2 separate regions of the Mus musculus genome follow, and region 2 is linked to region 1. The links are chromatin contacts, found by Hi-C or POLR2A ChIA-PET in ENCODE. All regions are on one chromosome and are shown on one strand. The core of a region is the stretch at or near the end of the contact, and the rest is flanking DNA. Distances in the headings are between cores, read along the strand shown.

The links. A loop is a pair of places that touch in the nucleus more often than their neighbours do. ChIA-PET counts read pairs that join two places held with the same protein, here RNA polymerase II (POLR2A).
Region 2: a loop to region 1 is called in a map of v-Abl transformed pro-B cells, with 2.8 times the contacts of the local background. The contact joins the enhancer-like site here to the promoter of 8430430B14Rik in region 1. A Hi-C loop is called at or near these places in 1 of 37 maps with a recorded cell type or tissue (v-Abl transformed pro-B cells). POLR2A ChIA-PET finds 5 or more read pairs at or near these places in 1 of 5 experiments (embryonic stem cell).

What each region holds. Positions count from the first base shown.
Region 1 is chr17:83,997,285-83,999,984 of GRCm38, reverse strand. It overlaps 8430430B14Rik (RIKEN cDNA 8430430B14 gene), which reads right to left and starts at 1,433. Exons shown (of 2, transcript NR_130994.1): 1 at 1,280-1,433.
Region 2 is chr17:84,112,867-84,115,566 of GRCm38, reverse strand. No RefSeq gene overlaps it. Among named protein-coding and RNA genes, the nearest start is that of Gm35551, 31 kb to the right of the region's middle. Within about 2 kb of position 1,448, at least 2 of the 3 ENCODE cell types and tissues checked have a DNase peak (open chromatin) inside an H3K27ac peak, as active enhancers do.

The DNA of each region.
Region 1 (2,700 bases), core at 184-2,683:
ACAGCCCAAGGTCCTAGGTCTGGACACAGTCTGTCACTGCTATCTTTCCTAACTCTGGGATCTGGACAAGTGATGGACTTGTGTCTCCTTTTTCTAATTTGTGAACGTGGCGTAGAACAGCCCCCTAGCGCATAAGCTATTAGGCTAGTCAACGGAGATCATGTTCAGGAGTGTGTGCTCCTATAGAAGGTGTCCCTCTCTACCTCTGCTCTTGGTATGTGTATCTCTTTATGCCTTCCTCCTTGCTCCTGGCCAAGCTTCACCATCATCCTCGTCCCTCTGGCACATAGTGAGTTAACTCCTTGGTCTCCATTAGGGGCGAGAGGAGGGGTCTACACCTATGTGGGTCTCCAGAGAGCTCCACATCACCTCGAGGGCAACATTCATCCATACATTGCATTTGCCTCTTTGACTCCTCCAGAGGACGAGGCGCCCAGTGGGGGAATTTTCAGTCCCTTCTGAAAGGGACCTCTCCTGAAAGCCGGGCTGGGCAAGCACAGGTAGTAGTAGAATATCCTTGAGCCCCACCCAGGGCCTGCGCCCTCCCCTCTCCTTCTCTTTGTCCCTTCCCTACTCCAGCCTCGCCTTGCCTGAAGCTGTGGGACACCCAAGGCCCCAGTCCTGAGAGCTTCCAGAGGGGCTGTAACCCTGGGTGCTGGTCAATGATTAATACTGAGCAAACTCAGGACCAGGCGAGGGCTCCCAGCAGGGCTGGGATCAGACAAAGGCCCCCCTGTCTGGCTGAGACACCATCTTGGTGAACAGTTACTGATTACCCTGTCAACTCCAGCAGAGAGGTGGGGTGGGTGGCTGCTATCTCGCCAGGGTGGAGGGTGCTCTGGAGGTGGGGGAACGTGGGTGGGAGATGGGTTAAGCTCTTGAGCTCCGGCTTCACTTTTATGAGCTGCACGGGGTGAGGCTGGTAGCATGAGGGTCTGCGGTGCTCAGGGTGTTTCCGTACCTGTCTGTCACAGGGTTGAGGAGAGACAGGTGCCTGCCTCCAATAACAGCTCTCGGCCACTCCCTTCTAACGTTCCAACACTTCCTCCCTTCCTTACAAAACCGGTTGTCTTCTTTGTGCTGGGCCATAGAATCCCCCTGGCTGCCCCACCACCACTTAGCCCCACAAACTTCTATGTTTTCCGCCTCACCTCGAAATGTTCTTAAAAATTCTTCCTCCCTCCCTTCCTCCTCTTCTTCCTCCTTCAGGAACCTCTGTCAGTTTCCTACCTTGTCATCCTGGTCTCCTCCTGCCTGGGTCCCGTCTGCTACATCTTACCTTAATGGTGCTCATCTCTTTCCAGGGTCTTCCTGCACTGGGCACCCTCTGCTTCCATGTCTTGCTGCCCAGCCTTCAGCGCACCACAGGTGCATGGCCTAGGCCAGCTCTGCCTGGCAAGTCGGGGGACTTCAGTTCCAAGGACAGAACAAGTAGGGAGTGAACAGAGTGCCAGGAGAGCTGGAGGGGCCCGTGGGACTCCTCCACACCCCTCGCTTTTCCTCTAGGACTAAAGACTGGAGATTAGGAGACAATGGGCATACCAGTGGGCACAGTTCACCCTGCACAGAGATGCTGGTGTCTATGATGTCCTTCATTGACAGAGCCACCTCGCCGTAGGCAAACACCCCAGCTAGGCATAAGGAGTACCTTCTGAGGGCCTGAGGGGGAATGCCATTGGGAGGTGAGGGGAGCTCAGAAGACCCCGTGGGGGCATTCCACTGCCAACTGCATCCCCCACTATCCTGGTCCTGGAGTTGCCTTAGCTTGTGAAGTTCATTAAGTCCAGACTTGCCCTGAGGACCTTAGCGATGAAGAACAAGGGCACCGAGACCCAAGTGAAAGGCAGGGAGAGCGAGGGCGAGACTAGTAAGTGGGCTACAGTGGGTGGATAAGGTGAGCGCCCAGGGGCCAGCTCCCCGGAGGCCAGCTCCTCTCTCCCTTGCCCAACAGGTTTTCTGGGCAGAAAACTCAGCTCCTAAATCTAATCTCAACAGGAGGGCGCCACCTGCTGTTGGGGAGGCTAATGTGCCCCTTGCAGATTGGACTGGAGAACTTGGCGTGGAGGCTCCTCAGGGAACAGATGCTCAGTTTGGGACTGTAGTGCATGGACTGAGCCTAGAAGACTCTCAGCAGGCTTAACTGCAAACCATGAGGCGCCTCCCTCCTCTTTGCCTTCTACGGCTCCACTCATTCCGGCCACCCTAAGGGAGTCTCTTGTCTTCAACTGGACCTCCAGTGTCCACAGCCCAGTGTCCTCAACCTCCTTCAAGGCTTCTTGTAAGAGCTAATATTGGGACGGGGGCTTCAGGGCCAGAATTCTTTCCCAGAAGCAAGCAGGGCTCAGCCTGCCGCTGGAGCCGGGCCGCTCTGAGATGGGCAGGGTGGGCTCCGCTACATCTTCCGCTGAGGAGTTGGGCTGACACCTTTGTGCCTCCTCCTAAAGGCCTCTTGGCATGTTTCTGCTCTAGGCAATAGCTGGGGACCCAGGTTCCCCTCCAGGACCACCTTCCCTGATACCCTACTATCTCACAAGACTGATTCCTTCATGCCTCACTAAATTCCTGCGCGACCTTACTGATTTCTAACGCCCCTTGCCTGGCTCACACATCTCTTCTGACCTGTCCAACTTCATTTGCAACACTCTTTCATGGTGTGGAACTCTACTTGGTGGGGCTTACTCCACACTCTCCAGTGGGGTT
Region 2 (2,700 bases), core at 199-2,698, 120 kb before region 1:
CTTTTAAACAGCATCCACTTTCCCTTCAGTTATCCGGAACAAAAGAAATTGTTCCTTAGGTGGAAAAGGAAACCACAAAAGCAAGAGAGCCCACCACTAAGGTCATATCGTCTTCACCATCAGCTGAAGAGCAGAGCCCCAGAGCCGCCGGGTGCACTGGAGCCGGCCCTAGGAGCCAGCAGCTCTGCCCAGCACGCAGTCCGCCTCTGCCTCCTGTCTCTCCTGCAGCATCCCTGACTTCAGTGCTCTGTTGTCACACACAGCCAGTGCTAGGCAAGCATTGTGGTGATAATAGAGAGGTTGAGAAGGCATGGGAAGAGGTCAGTAGGAGAGTTTCAGAGAGGAGACTACTCCTTAGTTGGGTTAGGGCCAGCTGACTAGGCCCCCAAGCTCTTAAGTACCCTTCTGCCCTGAGCTGAATTCTCGTCAACCAAGAGGCACACCTCACCTCTTCAGACTTGGTCACCACTACTAAACTCCCGCCTGTGGTCTGCCTAAGACCTCCAAGTTCTAGAACATAGCCTAGCCAGCTCTCCTGTGCCCCTTCCTTGGCTGCAGACCTGGTTCTAATCCTACTCAACCCTGATTGTCTTTGTTGGTAAGAGCACACCCTGGGGCTGCCTGTCTTTTGAATTCTTTCCCCTCTCTTAAGAAACAAAAAAACCAAACATTAATTTTATTTTACAGGACTATAGGTGTATAATACCATGCCTAGTACCTCTTAAAAATGCATTTTATTCTACTGTTATCTTGGGAAGACTTCTCACTAAATTGCCCAAGCACTCCTGGAGCTCAGAATTTCCCCTGCCTTAGCCTCTTGAATAAAGAAAAACTTATAAAGAAAAACTGGTGCGTGTTTCCAGTTTTTCCTGAGAGCTGCCGGTGGAACCCACAGTTCTGGTGTCCCTTCCTCAGGTGTGTGGTGCCCTGTTTTCCTGGCAGCTCCTGCCTTCCTCTCCAGTCGGACCTGGGTACTGATGGGCACCAGCAAGCCGGGTGCCAGTGGAAATGGCACTTAAGTCTGAACATGTACCTCTTTCCCCTGGCCAGCCCTTCCTCTCATGAACGTGGGGTTGACCACGCTAGCCTCTGCACCATGCAGTGTCAGCCTGGGGACAGGGTAGACTTGCCAACAAGGCCCAAAGGTTGCCCCAACCACATGGGGCTGACACACTGGCATGAAAGTCAACCTGCGTCTGCTGCAGGCTGTTGAGTCCCCGGTAGTTCTTTTGCATTCTCTGACCTTGGTCTCATCGTCTGCCAAGTGGTCAGCATAGTCCCTTCTCCTTCCTCAGAGGAGGGGGAAGGGTGGGTGGGTGAGCCTGGGAAGGTGCACACCCTGCTGAGCGCGGGCAGGCAAGCTCCCTGGGGTGGAACTAGGCTCAGAGTCTGTAGGCCTCACCATGTGGCGGCCTCCTCCCTCCCCAAGCCTGGGCCGTGTGACTGAGTTCACAGCGCCCCCTGCTGGCAGGCTCTCTCAGAAGCTCCCTGTGGGCAGCCCGAACCCCACATTCCTTCACAGATGGGGTCTTGCCCTCTGTACACCCATTTTAAATCAAAAGTGCCCCCCAGAAAGTCTAGGCAGCATGAAGTCCAGGCTGGGGGTGGAGTTGGGGAGCCAGCCGGGATTCCCAGGATAAAGTTTAGTAGGCTCCTGAGTCTTTGAAGTCTGCCAGTCCAAGCCCACATGGACTGGTGGGGGATATCACATAAGGGCAGGTTTGAGGAATGAGGAGCCCTACCTATGTACCCTGAGCCTGACCCTCATCAGATCTGCAGAAGGCAGAAGCAGAAGAAGGTAGGGCGGTCTTCAGCCCTGCCTGCATATCTCTGTCAGACCCTTGCTCCACATTGGTGGCTTTACCCACTGGGAAAGTCAGCAAACTCAGCCTCAGCCCCACCTTGAGCTCTTTTACTGCTGGTGAGACTTCCCTACACTGTGGTCTTCCCAAGCTGCTTGTATCTAGCCAAACACAAAATTCCCCCTCCTCCAGGAAGCCTTCCTAGATGGCCCCAGGCTTCAGGGATTTTCTCTGGCTCCAAGCTTTTTGCAGGACTTCTCACATATATTTCATTGTCTTGTGCAAGTGTTATTTGATCCCATCTTTAGAAGCTCGGACCACTAGGTGGAAGACTTTGTGCTGCCTCTTTTCCTGGAGCTCTGGGAAGGTCTAGGGGGACAGAACATGCCTGTTAACTTTGTTTTAGACAGGGTCTCACATAGCCCAGGCTGGCCTCACATTCACTATGTAGCCCAGGCTAGTCTTGAACTTACTGGTCTCTAGTCTCAGCCTCACAAGTGCTGCAACTAAAGTGATTTTAAGATCAGCTGTAACCATGTGGGTGTGGTCTTGCCCCTGGGGCACATTGGCAATGTCCATTGATAATGTCTGGGTGTGTGGGTGGGGCCTGGATGCTAATGGTATCTTAGAATAAGTGTCAGAGATACAGTCATTGTCCTACAAGGCACAAAGAATAGTGCCCAGGTTATGAACACTGATTGAAATAAATTCAGATCTGGTATTTTTATTATAGTGACCAGGGTCAGTGGGTCCCACCGGAGACATCAGCACTCCCTGGGAGGATTGACAGAGCAAGGTTTGAATCAACTGTAACTGTTCCTTCTCTGTCCTCCATAGTTTTGGGTGCCCTGAAACACTTTTCTGGTCTGAATGTGGCTTGTGCAAGTGGAGGTGGGCC